2 separate regions of the Mus musculus genome follow, and region 1 is linked to region 2. Evidence: chromatin loops called from intact Hi-C (ENCODE). Cell type or tissue: heart. All regions are shown on one strand.

Region 1 (8,000 bases), 140 kb before region 2:
GGGATGGGGGAGTAGTCAGTCCACAAGATCATTTAAATCAGACTCCCATATGAAACTTTCTAGATGTACCATTTAAAAGCTAATTGATGCTAGCTGTGGTTTTTGTCTCAGCCCTGTAATTTCACTGTGTTGGACTATTTTTACACATGTTATTTTTAATAAAGACCCTCAAATATTATACTCCTATGGGTATGAATTTCTTTGTATCATGCAAGGTCGTATGTTGATGGCCTCAACATTAATGTAAATGTATTAGGAAACAGTGCCTCCTAAAGCTGAGGCAGTAGGGTCAGGAGTTTGAGATCAGTTTAGGCTATGCAGTGGGTTTCAGACTAGCCTGGCTATTCAAGTTTATTTTCAAAAACCTAAACAAAGAGACATATCACAGAAATTCCTCTCTACTTATATGGATGGTGTGAATAGGTGGCCATCTCCAAGCCAGGAAGACAGCTTTCCTCAGACACCATTCAGCTCACACTTTACTGTTGAACCTAGCCCCCAGAACTAGGAGATAAATGATCCTGAGACCCTGAGCTCAGGCACAGTCTGGCTCAGCTCTGCCTCTCAGCATCTCTTACCACAGAGCCAGGTGAGACCTCAGTTGTCTCTAGAAATCCAAAGAGAAATTATGTCTATCTTGTACTAACATGAACATTTATGATGTAAAGGCCAAGAATACCTTTGGGAAGATCCAATCTACTTACTTTTAAAATCTGCCATGTGTCAGGAAGCCTTCTGGTTTTAAAGCACAAACAAAGCCAGAAAGAAACACAATCCCTCACTGACAAGCAATTTTTTAGTCTCTCAAAATAAACAAACAGGAAGGAGGAGGAGTAGGAAGGAGGATGAGGAAGAAGAAAAGGAAGAGGAGTAGGAACAAGAATTAAAATGAAGAGGAAGAAGGAGGAGGAGGAGGAGGAGGAGGAGGAGGAGGAGGAGGAGGAGAACTCTCTTCTTGACTTCCTATGACAACTAGATACCTTAGCACTCACTCCTTTTCTGAGTCAGTTCTGCAAACTGTTTTTCTGAGCAGTTGTTTCACATGACTTTGTCAGTATGATCCTTCTGCAACTCTCCAGTCTTCCCACTGACTGTCCTTCACCCATCATGCCCTCATCCAATGGTCTGTCTGTCTCCTTGCATTACTAACCACTCAGTAGCACTGGTCCAAGCTAACCAACCCTACATCTCCCAGTGTTCAGTTTCCCTCTATAGTGTGCAGCATCCAATGCTTCAGGCACTGGAAGATCCTACCCAGCCAAGAAACAGGACCCATCCCCAGGCACATCCATCAACACATTCCTCCTCTGGCTCCCATCTCATTGGTTCTTCATCCTTTGGGTGATGCACTTTACTTATTGGTTGGTTAATTATCTGCCTATCCCTTTAAGAATGTGAGCATAGGAGGGCAGGGCAGGATGGAACCAGCCTGCTCACCACAAATAACCAGTGTGCCCAATAAATTCAAGACAGTGGAAAGCCAGCAAATCATTGCAATCTCATGAGTGATTAAAAAAAAAACAAGTATAAATTGAGAAATTCTATGAAGGAATAATACAGTATTCACAGCCACACAAAAAGGTAGCCATGCATTGTAAGGAAGTGGCAAGTATACACCACACTACTCAAAGGGTGGGAGGAACCCACTGCACAGTGAAATCACTCTGTATGGGGATAGGAAGGCGGAGCTGAGATAGTTCCAGAGGCAGGGATATGCGCCCTACACTGTCAGAGTAGTAAAACACGATAGAGCCTGCTTTCTGCTCCACATTTACTTTGGAATCTAAAGAAGTCTAGTTGTTATCTACAGTTTGGTAAGCACAATAGCCTGTCCTACATATGAAACGCTGTGTGCATCTGCTTCATTCTTCAAATGTTTCCCTGAACCTTTGTCAGGAACAGCTTGAGATGAGCACTGTTGTGCTTCAATCAGAAATCAGCATGAAAATCTCCAGAAAACATTTTTCCCAGCAGTATCTCCTAATAAAACGTTTCATTGTCTTAAACTAGCCAGATGTAAATAGTCTTGCCAAGAACCACTGACAGACAGAAATAGTTAAGAAAGGAGCCATTGTCTCCCTAGTTAAAATTCTAACAGTATAGTAAGAGTGTTTCATGTAGCTTTCACTACCCCACCAGTAGGTTGCATGCTCTCACCTGCACAGGAGTTATCTCAGATCTGTTGTTTGAAGAAACACACACACACACACACACACACACACACACACACACACACACACACACACACCAGTTATTCTCAAAATGCCTTGGCTAGCAATGACTGGGCATACCTAATTCTTCCTGTTACTCCAGGCACAGTCCAAAGGTCACTTACCAGAGTTCTTACATCTCTGGTGGCTCTGTGTCCCTCCAAGGACGGTAATAAAACTCTTTCCTGCCTCTCCTACCTTCAGGAACCTAGAAACCCCGCCTTTTTCACCCAGCCATTGGCCAACATCTTTATTGATGGATCAAGAACCAATTGGGGAACAAGAACTTTAGAGTCAGTACTCCCAGATTACCAATTAAATCAAAGTATTAGAACCACCCCCTACATAAGGGTACAAATATGGTATCCAGGAAGAGTAGACAGGTTGACAAAGATAAGCGTGCATTGTGGGTTCCACTTGTCATGACAATACAGGTCCATGGCTGTGCTTAAAGATGAGTGTTTGGAATTTAAGACATGAATGAGAAGACAAGAAAACCATCTGAAAGAAGCACGAGTTCCTACCTGTGGCCAGATAAATGATGTGGACCAGAGTCTCCCTGCCTTGCACAACATCAACAGCTAAGTGGGAGAAGCGGCTGTTGTCCTCCATGAAAGAGGGCACTGTGGTCACTGGCTGCACCACTTCATGCATCAGAATGAACTTCTGAGCATCCTGTAGGTTTCTTTCCGTCAGGTTTACGTACAGGCCCTGGTCCATGGTGCCGCACTGCAAGAGAAGACAGGCCAGGTTGTAAAAGCTGGATGCCCACCGCTCACGTGGCTACCAGATGGAGGCGAAAATGGAACAAACTACAAACTGAATAAGCCATGATGTATTACTGAGTGTGCAACCGAATCAATCCTTCCATCTCCCTCGACTGGCATCCTCCTGTTCTCCCACTGTGGATGGAAAGTCAACATATTTGCGATCTCTCAATGTATGGTAAAGAGAATATGAGACATTTTAAATTGGAGCAGGCACTGTTGTTGACTCTAGTTTGAACAGCAGATGGGAAGAATTGCCTCCTGTTCTGTCGGGTCTCTAGGGAGTAGCTGTCTGTCAGCTTGCAATACGATTGCATCTGACTGATGAAGCTGAGCTGACATTGACCATGAAGCAGTTGGGCTCATACAGATGGATGCATTTCCTGGCTATCACAGCGGGTTGGTTCATAAGCAACCCTGAACTCCATGGTGACACCTTGGTGCTTAACTAAATCTGTAAACATTATCTCTCACGTGGGCTACACAAATAACTGTGAATAACTGTGGCTGGTCTAAATTTATTTGTATTTCTGATTTCAGGAGAATTTAAAGTAATAGGTGAGAACCTGGGAATTTGCAAAGTAAGATAGCAAGTTGGTAATGAGAGAAGAAAAAAGCAGTGAGGAAAAGAGGGCTGAGAAAGGTGGGGAGGAGGAGATGGAGAGAGGAAGGAAGGAGCAATTTGCAGGGAGTGTCAATTTCATGAGACTGATCTGGGATACACAGCAAACACAGAAATTGTTGTGGATTAATCTCAGAGTCGTGTGGAAGGCTGCTGGCAGGTGTTATAAACAACAGGAGGTGGCAAGGACAAGGTAAGAGGGCAGGTGAGAAAGAGAGAACCGATTTCTCAGAGCCCAGCTCAGGACCAGAAAATCTATCACCAACCTCTCTCATTTCCTTTATAAACTTTAAAGGCTGGTATAGGAAATGAGGTTCCTCTGCTCACTTCCTAAAGCAGGGGTGACGGGGTCCACACTGCCTGAAACTACTATTTATAACATGTCATTTCCAATACATGTTTTTTATAACAGGTTAGAGTTTCAGGAGTAGAAGATGGAAATTACTTTTTGAAAGTCAATTATGTTTTTGTAGCATTTGATAAAATATCCTATATTCCATAAAATGATAGGCCGATTGTGGAATTAGAGAAACCTGGAGTTAAGTGCACTGAGCATAACTAGTGAGCAATGAATTTAATTTCACATCCTAGTTTTGAGCACCTTTTACTTTGACATCATGTAAAGGATGTGTTCAGGGTAAAGCTGAGGCCTGCAGAAGATGGCCTGTGGCCTCCAGGGAGTTCCAGCCTCTCGGTTTGTCTCCTCAAATGTTAAATTGTTGGAACACACCGGCTGTGCTCCAGGCTCATCTCTCATGGCTGATGTAAAGTAATGAGAGGAAAGCATTTGTAAATTAAAGTCCTTGTAAATGCCGGGAATCAGACAACATTCCTGATAGCTCAGAAGCTAGGCAACCAATTGTAAATGCATCTGTCTTAAAGCAGGAAGGACATCCATGGTCCATGGAGCTGTGGTATCCAGAGAGAAGTAAGTGAATGAATAATGGGACAGAGAAATGGACAGATATTGCCACATGCAGTTGTTTTGGGGTCTGAAAAGACTGTACCGATAGATTTTATATGAATAGCACTTTAACATAATAACACTCTAAGCATGGGCACACTGACTATCAGGAATGTATATGTGTGTTTTAATATTTTAATTATTACCTTTAAGTGTCTATATGTGCATGTGTATGTATGAGTGTATGTGAGAATATGTGTGAGTGTGTGTATATGTGTTTGTTTTTGAGTGTGTGTGTGTGTGTGTGTGTTAAGGTTCTTCATATGGGTTCTGGGAATTGAATTTGGGTTCTCTGGAAAGGCAATGTGTGCTCTTAACAGCTAAGCCATATTTCCAAGCCCCCAGAAAACAGTTTTTTAAAGCAAAAGAAAAGATCACCACTTGGTCTGAAACCTTTCCAGTTGACAGCTAATTCTGAAGGTGATTGTGTGTTGTGATCAACTTGTATTGAAGTCAAAGACAATACTTGAGGTGTGGGTAGCAACAATGGCTTACCTGCTGGCTTCAATCGCATAAAAGTAGTGTTTGTATGTGCATGCTGTTTTAAGACAAATGGCATGCTGAAAACCAGCAGGTATAGTCTAAAAGCAAGGACCTCCACTCCCCTTGAAAACAGATATAGGAGCTTAAGGGGCAGAGTGCTAAAATGGATCATGTCTCCTGTAAGCTGTTTGCCTGTTTTGTCATGAGCTATATTTGAACTGTCTTCTACTGCTTCTTCCTGACACCATCTTATAATAAATATCTCACCCAAGGATTCTCTTTCCCATATTTGGAACCTATTCAACATTACTGCATGTATTTCTTGCTGCATAGCAACTCATCAAGCTCTCTAAGGGCTGCGAGTTTTAGAGTTGAACCTTACTCACTGGTCTGCCCTAGTTACTGTCAGGTACTCACTACCCTCGGGACCCCATACAAGAAGAAACTGCAAAAACTGGAAAGAAATACATTGCTTGTGTTCTCATGTGGCTTACAGCCCTCAATAACTGTCATGCCAATGCCTGTTCAAACAAGATCGGTAATTCTATAATTGCTAGGAAAATAATAAATGCTCAGATGGTATCTATTTCAAGGGTAGCATGTTAATCCCTATTCTAAATACCCATACTTGAAGATCAAGCTCAAAATAGGCCAACTTCATCCCAGACTACATGTTCCTTGGTGTCTATGCCCACTGGATCCCCTGTCCCTTCCCACTTTGCTGCCAAGACATGAGTGTATTCGTGGATTCTCAGGATGCAGCTGCATCTCAGCCCGAGTCGCAAGCAGTCTTCCCCAACTACTCCTACACGACGATATTTTCCTTTTGGCTGCATCATTTCTCATTGTTGGTGATAAAACCTGTGGAAGGTTTTGGAGCCTGTCACCTAGCTGTTCTCCATCTGAGTCCCACAGTATTTTCAATAGCTGATGATTTCATAGGGTTTAAGATCTACCTCTACTAGGGCAGACAAATGCCACTGGGGGTGGCTTTGAGACTGTGGCTGATCAGGGTGACTAGTAGCCTTTGTTGTGTTCTGAGGTTTACTGAGCTTTTAAAGTATGATGTATTTCTCTTCCTAAATCATTTTCCTGAATCGGCTCCTTCAGTTATTTCATTTTTCCTATTGTAAAAGTGTCACATAAAATTCTAATTGTCAAGGTGAAAACCAAAACAATAACAGTAATAACAACAATAACAAATATAAATATTATGTTTAGTTATTGTCAATGTTGGGACCCTTAGGTCTAAAAGACGGCTCATCGGTTGAAAATGAGTTTCTACTCTCTGCCAGTCTGGGTGAGAGCTCGACCATCAATCAGGAACCTATGACAATGTGGCTATTAGGCAATCTAGAAATGGAAACACCTATGTGTAGTTGGGAACACACATACACACATATCACCACCACCATAATCTGTAACTTTAGTTTCCTGGAAGTGTTAAATGTATGCTCAGAGGATGATGTAAGCTGAGCTAGCTTAGTGCTTGTCATGTGTGCCACTTCTGTGCATGTCTCCTTCATTGTTCAGCATGGACCTAATTCCACTAGTAAACAAAAGCAAGTCTTTCAATGTTATTCTGATATAATAACACACGAGGGTACTTAGATGTGCTATGGATATATACAGATGCATGACCTAAAAGATACACATTGTTTGGAATCCGTAAAGGATTATAAGTTTGCCTAATCACCCAGTTCATTGTGGAAAGCTGCAATCCAACAGACAATGCAAAGGAGGATGCTCTGAATCTAAATGTCTTTGTTCATTTTCTTAAGCTTCAGGTCTTAATAAAACAGATTTTTAAAGGTGGTAATATATTTTCTTCTTTATATTGAATAGAAAATCCAGTCGAAATATGTAATTACTCAACATGAAAGACACAGAAGACTTCAGACAGGTTGTTCTCATGAGTCTTTTCAATCAAATGTACTGTTTAGTAACCATGCACACTGGCTGACATTTGCAAAGTTTACTTGTATCCCTCCCTCTCCTGTGTATCTAGGAAGTAATGAGAAGATGCTAAACATTTTGTCCAAGAAAAGCAATGCAGTGCAAATATGATACTCAAACTACTTATCTTATTCTTAGCCTCATTCTCTGATAAAAGTCTTAAAATATTGAAAGGAAAAAATTCAATTGTAATTGATTGATGATTACCAAAATCTACCTGTAAAAATTTAAACTTTTTCTAAAGCTCAGTTTTCTTGGAAGTCATGAGTTTTATGATTTGGGATGTTAAACCACCCAAAATTGGAAGGAAGGACTGACTGTCTTATATCACTAGTCAATGATTGCTACTAACAGGAACTTAGTTGATTGAGATTGGGATTTTTCCTTTGCTGGCAGTGGTAAGATCCAAGCTTAACCACTAAGCAGCTGTGGCCCTGGCTATTTGACCTGCCTGGAGACGCTATGCCCCTCTCTATACATAGAACAGTGTCATTCATGTGACACTGATGCCACATGTATAGTCACAAAAATGACACATCAGACCAAGTATCTGGAACTTGATGATGTTAAATATTTTGCCTGTGTTGTTAGTAACAGACCCACAGAGAAGGCTGCTCTTGTGTGTGCTGCATTAAAATTCTTATGTCGAATCTATCTCTCGGCATGGCAGTAGTTGAAGACAGGACCTCTAGGAAGCATTCCATGCCATAGGAGTCTGACCCAGTAGGATGGAGGAAGAAACACCAGGGATGAGTCTTTCTTCTAAGGGATGATGTAAGGAAAATCTTGTCATCTTCAACACCTTTGGTGGTTTGAATATGCTTGGCCCAGGGAATGGCACTATTAGGAGGTATGGCTTTTTTGAAGCAGGTATGGCCTTGTTAGAGGAAGTGTGTCCTTGTAGGGGTAGATTTTGAGGCCCTTCTCCTAGCTGCCTTGAAACCAGTCTTCTGTTAGCCTTCAGAACAAGATGTAGAACTCTCAGCTTCTCCAGCCTT
Region 2 (8,000 bases):
TGTCTCACAGACCTGCCCACAGATAGTCCCAGCTGATGGAGGCAATTCCTCAACTAAGGGTCTTTTGTAGGCTTAGCTTTTTCAACCTACTTTATTAAGGGATCTCAAACACTTTGACTCCCCTCCCCAGTTCTAGCCCACCATCTAAAGGTAGGGATAAAAAGATGGTAAATACAACAAGAGGATGCGGACCTGTTTAGAAGTAGTTCCTTGGGGGTGACTCTAATCTCTGTTTGTCAGGATACCAGGAGTCCAGTACAGTAGTGTCAGGATACCAAACATGAATTAGCAGTGGCAGCACTATTCAGCAGAAACAGGCAGGCCTCCACTGAATCTGTGCCAGTCAGTGGGAGCAACCAGGACTAGTGTGAATGCCAGGAGAAGTTCTCTCAAAGTGGAAATCAGTGAAGATGAAGAGTTGAAGAGTTGCTAGCTATGCAAGCACCCGGTAACTGTCAGTCGTCTCCCTATTTCTAAAGTCAAATTTCTAATGCATTATTTGGTCAGGGAAGATGAGCACTGCTCTTTCCAGGACTTTCAGTGACACTGTCCTGAAGACATAGATGGTCCTGAACGTATTTCAGTGACACTCTACTAACATGCAAGCACAGTACTCTTGTTAGAAGCCTTTAACATACACCTCTCCTCTGTACTGCCATGATGTTGGCTTAGGCCATCCTTATTTCTCATCACACACTGGGCACCTGCATGAAACCAAAAATAACTTCCTTAGTGCCATGGCCCTCTCTCTGGCTCCCTACCCTTGTAATGCTACCACAGCATTCTTATGCTGAAACTTCCCCAAACTCTACTCACATGGCTTCTTAAACCCAATCCTTCTCATTAACACCCAGTGGATTCCTTTGTCCAATTACATCAAGTACTTCAAGGCCAGAGAACACGGAGAGATTCCTTCACCCTCTCTTCCCTTTATGCAGCGTTCCATAATCTTTTGTTCAGATACCTCCTAGAATGGCAGTTGCCATAGATAGACTGTACACATTTATCTGAACAAGAGATAGAAAGAGAGGCAGAGAGACAGATACTTCCCAATACACATAAAGAGTCTAAACCTTGTCTGGAACATAGGATTCCATTTAGCTGTTCAGACATTTTGTCATTTTTCATAAAGAAAAAAGGAACTGCCAAGTCAAGCTTACCCAATAAATAATATGACTAACAAGTGCCACAAACAGGCACCCAATTCAGCTGCATTTAAAGAGCAAGTTGTAGGGATGGCTTAGTGGTTAGAAAAGAGTATATAGTTCTCTGGCAGAGAACCTAAGTTTGCTATCCAGATCCCAAGCTGATTAGTTACAACTGCCTGCAGCTCTGGCTTCAGGGGAGCCAATGCCTCTAATTTCCCCAGCAAACATGGCACTCACATCCAAAATCTCTTTGCCACACACTCACAGGTAAATAAAATGAAATCTTTAAGGAATGAGGGAACACTGGCTGTCTCATTGTCTATCTGAGTGCATGCGGATGACTAGACAGACATTAGTCAGGAAGTGCCTGCTGTATGAGCAAAGAAACAAAACTGAAAAGTCAGGCAGCAAAGCTTAGCTGTTAGAGCAGAGTGCTTGCAACTAGACAATTGGAAACTCCTTTCTTGCATTTCACTCCTTCATCTGTAACCTCAAAAAGATGTCTCTTGCCTTAGGCATTGAAGCCTGCCAGACCTGTGCAAAGAGCAAATCTCTGATTTGAGCGTTGTTGCAATTCAGCCTATGAGCAAGTGGAGTGCCCTGGGAACCTAGAGAGTGAGCATGGTGAGAATGTGGAGGTTAACTAGGGCTTAGTACACTCACCTTCTGATGCATGGCCCAGATGCTCCACACCAGCAAACAACACCATTCACTACCCCCCAGAATACACGCATGTGGGCACATGCATGAATGTACGTACACACACATATACACACACACATTCTCTACAATGTCAGCTCCTGTACATCACAACTAAGTGACTGTTCATATTGAACAACAATATGAACTAACCAGTACCCCGGAGCTCTTGACTCTAGCTGCATATGTATCAAAAGATGGCCTAGTCGGCCATCACTGGGAAGAGAGACCCCTTGGTCTTGCAAACTTTATATGCCCCAGTACAGGGTAACACCAGGGCCAAGAAGTGGGAGTGGGTGGGTAGGGGAGTAGGGAGGGAGGGTATGGGGGACTTTTGGGATAGCATTTGAAATGTAAATGAGGAAAATACCTAATAAAAATATTTAAAAAAAAAAAGATGTGGCCATCAGATACACCAGCATTATTTTCGCTGTCCCATTGAGAGTATACCATTGGCTGGTAGGAAGATTATGTCTCCTGGTTATGTCACATCCTCAGCTATATAACTGGAGGAAAAGATAGTCTCTGGGGAAGAGAATATGTGGTCACTGGTGGGAGCTGGGGGGAGTTGTATGCATGTGGGTGTGAAACAATACCTTGTAAATTGTAAAAGAACAATTTTTTGGAAAGTATTTTTCACATAGTGACACCAGGATTTTATAACCTGACCCTACTTTGCTTTCCTCCTGTGTGACAAGGTGGCCAGAGAGGGGGTGTTCCTGCTGCAGAGCTTGTAACAGGGCTAGCATGGATGGAATCTGAAATGACCCAACCCTTCCTCTCTTGCAGGCTTCTGTGTAACCTTTAATCTATAAATATATCCCTCCACTTCTCATCTTGCCCATCCCATTAGAAAATTCAAATTAAGCTACTCACAGCTTCTTTTGTCGTCTATAATTCCTACCATACTCTGTTACCTTGTGAGGCATTAAAATATTCACATTAGCAGGACACTTCAAACAGTTGCCTCCTTGAAAATAAAGGGGGAAATGAACTAGAGAAGTTATATTCTGAGAGCAAAGGGCTAATGTAGTTCAAGATTAGCACCATGGAGGCAGAGGACAAAATTGTCCTGGAAATAAGAACTGTGTTGACCTGAAACATTTGTGTTAGATATTGCTTGGGAGATTATTTTCTTAAGATTACTATGGTAGGATTTATCATTTGCGTGAATCGCCTGCATTATGGATTATGTAGGCTTATGATAAAATTTTGTTTGCTTGCTGTTTCTGTTTGTTTGTTTGTTTGTTTTAATTCAAGATAAGGAGTAAACTCAACTATGACATGATCCCTCTCAGAATTGGTGTAAATGAACCTCAGGGTAGGGACATCTTGTCTCACCCAGGTGGTTGCTCATCCATCTAAGGGAAGCATCAAGCATGCAAATAGCCCAGGAGTTAACACAGGGAACATCATCCAGAGATATGCAGCTTGCTTGAATTAATGATACTGATATGGACAGAATGCATCGGGCAATATGAAGAAATTTGCCATGGTGTATACTGATATGTATTCAATATTTTAAGAAGAGGCAAAGGTATTTTTTTTCAAGTACACATGATTAAAGAAATGGAAGCACTCTAGTAAAGAGAAAGCAGGTTAAGGGATAACAAAAATAGTTAGTAGGATTCCCCCAAGAAAATGTATCTTTACTAAGTTCTGCAACATGCAGTAACAAGACGATAGCTCTCAAAGGAAGGCATCACCTTTGAATCTATGCTCATGAGGAGTGTCATTCAGATTGTGCCGATAATAAAAACAACAATGAACACAGCAGCAGAAATCACTGCACTGAGTCCGTATGGAATCTGGAGTTCGATAATCAAATGGGGGCATCTACATGCAAACATTTTTCACACCTTTATCTGTGGAATAAAAGGCCAAGTGGAAGGAGAAGCAGACACTGTAAATTCTTTCACTGTATTTGATAATCTTGTTTACTGGCTTGTGATTTGTCTTGTGAATGCCAAATGCCCTATGTCCCTTCCTCCGACAGAGAAAGTAATGTGTTTCTCAGCCGTGGATCATTTAACATGTGGCCATTCTTCCCATTTATGTCTGTGAAGAATGCTTTGAGGAGCCAAAGTGTCACAAGAATCTCAGTCATTAGGTCTAGTCTAATCTAATCTATCTCCATACTTTCCTCCTTAAAATAACAGAATGTATGGTTTTGTTTTCAGAGAAGGGGGCGGGTTAAAAATACAATATGGCCTCTCCCTTTCTCAGTATCCAGGCCTAAGTCATTTATTTTCGATTGCCTTGAGACTTAGGTAAAGGATTATATGGCACCCTACTTACTATGCATTCATCTACGACTTAATCCATGCTTCTTTACACGGTGCGTCGTGATCATAACCCTCAGAATTTCCTTCCGACTCAGAAACTCTGTCCCTGCGTCTGTTTTCATCCATCCACATCTGCCGCTACCCCGGCCCTGATCATTCTGACTTTACATGTGTATCTTTTGCATTTTCCACATTGTTCAGGGCTGATCTACCAACGGTCTGTCAATGAAGTCTGGGGACTTACTCACCAAGCCACGCACTGCTCCCTCCATCAGTATATATAGTCTTTGATTCTGAGCCCATCACCACCCAGTTGTGTCTCCACCAGCCCAGATCCAGGAACTATGGAAGCACTGTCACGGAGGCGAACACTAGAGGGCGCAGGCTAATCCTACAAATGTGGTGCTGCTGGTGTAGCCCTCCTCCCAGAAGAAAGGGATTTGTTCTGGTTCCCTGTGGAAATCCACAGAGAAACCTCAGTGTCCCAGTTTCTCTTCTCTTCGTTTGATAATTTCTACTTCAGTCAGGTCCCTCTCCTCTTCCTAGGAAGTCAATAGGTGTTTTTGTTTTGTTTTGATATTTTCTTTATATTCATTTCAAATTTCAAGTGTTATCCCGAAAGTTCCCTATACCCTCCCCTCGCCCTGCTCCCCTACCCACCCACTCCCACTTCTTGGTCCTAGCATTCCCCTGTATTGGGCATATAAAGTTTGCAAATACCAAGGGGCCTCTCTTCCTAGTGATGGCCAACTAGGCCATCTTCTGCTACATATGCAGCTAGAGACATGAGCTCTGGGGGTACTGGTTAGTTCATATTGTTGTTCCACCTATAGGGTTGCAGACCCCTTCAGCTCCTTGAGTACTTTCTCTAGCTTCTCCATTGGAGGCCCTGTGTTCCATCTTATAGATGACTGTGAGCATCCACTTCTGTATTTGCCAGGTACTGGCATAGCCTCATCAAGACAGCTATACCAGGGTCCCTTCATCAAAATCTTGCTGGCATATGCAATAGTGTCTGGGTTTGGTGGCTGTTTATGGGATGGATCCCCGGGTGGGGTAGTCTCTGGATAGTCTATCCTTTCGTCTTAGCTCCAAACTTTGTCTCTGTAACTCCTTTCATGGGCATTTTGTTCCCTATTCTAAGGAGGAATGAAGTATCCACCCATTGGTCTTCCCTCTTCTTGATTTTCTTGTGTTTTGCAAATTGTATCTTGGGTGTTCTATGTTTCTGGGCTAATATCCACTTATCAGTGAGTGCATATCTAATGCTTCTTTTGTGATTGGGTTACCTCACTAAGGATGATATCCTCCAGATACATCCATTTGTTCAAGAATTTCATAAATCCATTGTTTTTAATAGCTGAGTAGTACTCCATTGTGTAAATGTACCAGATATTCTGTATCCATTATTTTGTTGAGGGACAACTGGGTTCTTTCCAGCTTCTGGCTATTATAAATAAAGCTGCTATGAACATAGTGGAGCATGTGTTCTTATTACCAGTTGGAACATCTTCTGGGTATATGCCCAGAAAAGGTATTGCTGGATCTTCCAGTAGTACTATGTCCAATTTTCTGAGGAACTGCCGGACTGACTTACAGAGTGTACAAGCTTGCAATCCCACCAGCACTGGAGGAGTGTTCCTCTTTCTCCACATCCTCGCCAACATCTGCTGTCACCTGAATTTTTGATCTTAGCCATTCTGACTGGTGTGAGGTAGAATCACAGTTGTTTTGATTTGCATTTCCCTGATGATTAAGGATGTTGAACATTTTTTTCAGGTGCTTCTCAGCCATTCGGTATTCCTCAGTTGAAAATTCATTGTTTAGCTCTGTACCCCATTTTTAATAGGGTTGTTTGGTTTTCTGGAGTCCAACTTATTGAGTTCTTTATATATATTAGATATTTTATCGTATTTAGGATCGGTAAAGATTTTTTCCCAATCTGTTGGTTGCCTTTTGGTCTTATTGAAAGTGTCCTTTGCCTTACAGAAGCTTTGCAATTTTATGAGGTCCCATTTGTCAATTCTTGATCTTACAGCACAGGCCATTGCTGTTCTGTTTAGAAATTTTTCCCCATGCCCATATCTTTGAGGCTTTTCCCCACTTTCTCCTCTATAAGTTTCAGTGTCTCTGGTTTTATGTGCAGGTCTTTGATCCACTTAGACTTGAGGTTTGTCCAAGGAGATAAGAATGGATCAATTTGTATTTTTCTACATGATAACCTCCAGTTGAGCCAGCACCCTTTTTTGGAAACGCTATCTTTTTTCCACTGGATGGTTTTAGCTCCCTTGTCAAAGATCAAGTGACCATAGGTGTGTGGATTCATTTCTGGGTCTTCAATTCTATTCCATTGATCTACCTGTCTGTCGCTGTACCAGTACCATTCAGTTTTTATCACAATTGCTCTGTAGTACAGCTTGAGGTCAGGCATGGTGATTCCATAGGTCGTTCTTCTAAACTTCTAGTTTGCAGCTAGAACAGCAGCTTGTAGGTTGGAATTCCATAGACAGGGATGGTGAGCTTCTGCTCTCTGTGGAATCATACTCTGCAAACACACACACACCACACACACACACACACACACACACACACACACACACACACACCACACACACACACACACACACACACACACACACACACACACACACCACACACACACTATGCTGCTCTCATCTCTAAACACATTTTAAAGCTCCAGCCAGTAAAGTCTTGAAATTGTGCCTCTCCTAAGGATTCCAGGCTGCCTACTACTTGATTTCTGTCTCCTAGTACTTTTCTTCCCATGCATTTGGGTAACATTTTATATGTGTTTTAAGGCTCTGACTGAAGAGATTCCCTAGCTGTCTTGCTGAATATCCTATATGGGGACTGTCTGTTCTGCCTTCCAATCAATTTCAAAGTAACTTATACATTATGCCAAATGTGTAGAGAAGCTTAATCTCCATGCTATTCCAATGTTTTCTTGTTGATAAATAATATTTTGAACCTCATGGGAAGAATATATGTTTTTATAGCCTACTCCCTATGCATGATTCCTTAAAATAGAGCATGAGCTATTAATAACCTCTGCTAACAGTTCAGTCTATCTAAAAGGGAAACTGAGACACTTCAGAGAACGCATGCTCATCCACTCGCTCTGATTTTGAGATCTAGCCCACACATTGCCTAGTCACTTCAGTATGTTCCAGTGCTGGATAAATGTAAAATATTAGGTGATTTGTGTGGTGCATAGGTGAAGTTAAATCAGAAATGGTTATTTTTTTATCCAGCTACCTATAATGCTCAGTCAAGAAATGCCAGGTTAGAAATGATAAAATATCTTATGTGACCCCTAGGGATTTCCCTATTACTGTCTCATCAAGTGATCTTAGTTTTGAATACAATAAAATTTCCAGTCCATTGAAGGAAAGGTGATCCAGTAACTGGCCCAACTTGTGGTACATCTCATGGAGGGAGCAGGCACCAAGGTCTAACACTGATGCTATTACGTGTTTACCGATGTGTGCCTAGCATGACTGTTCTCTGAGAGGCCCTACCAGCATCTGATGGAGACAGACCCAGATACTTACATCCAACCATTGGACTGAAGTTGGGGACCAATATGCTTGAATTAGGGGAAGGATTGAATAAGTTGAAGGGGAGAGCAACCCCATAGGAAGACCAGCAGTCTCAACTAACCCAGATGTCTGGGAGCTCCCAGAGACTGAACCATCAACCAGGCAGCATACACTGATCCTAGGCCCAGGGCACATACATAGCAGAGGTCTGCCTGGTCTGGCCTCAGTGGGAGATGTGCCTAATCCTCAAGAGACTTGAGACTCCAGGGAACAGAGATGCCTAGTGGTGGGGAGCACCCTCTCAGAGG

The links. A loop is a pair of places that touch in the nucleus more often than their neighbours do. Peaks named below come from ENCODE experiments on the same cell type or tissue, not always from the same donor. Only the 100,000 strongest peaks of a DNase experiment are listed, where the experiment ranks them.
Region 1: it touches region 2 in a loop (6-fold over the local background); 6 of 42 quality-filtered maps call a loop at or near these places.

Annotation. Positions count from the first base shown.
Region 1 is chr15:32,569,755-32,577,754 of GRCm38, reverse strand. It overlaps Sema5a (sema domain, seven thrombospondin repeats (type 1 and type 1-like), transmembrane domain (TM) and short cytoplasmic domain, (semaphorin) 5A), which reads right to left. Exons shown (of 23, transcript NM_009154.2): 11 at 2,735-2,939. Among named protein-coding and RNA genes, the nearest start is that of Gm41289, 200 kb to the left of the region's middle. In heart, no CTCF peak of the experiment used is centred here; no DNase peak of the experiment used is centred here.
Region 2 is chr15:32,434,342-32,442,341 of GRCm38, reverse strand. All of the region lies in intron 3 of Sema5a (sema domain, seven thrombospondin repeats (type 1 and type 1-like), transmembrane domain (TM) and short cytoplasmic domain, (semaphorin) 5A), which reads right to left. Among named protein-coding and RNA genes, the nearest start is that of Sema5a, 190 kb to the right of the region's middle. In heart, a CTCF peak has its summit at 4,500 (motif pointing right); a DNase peak (open chromatin) is centred at 4,501.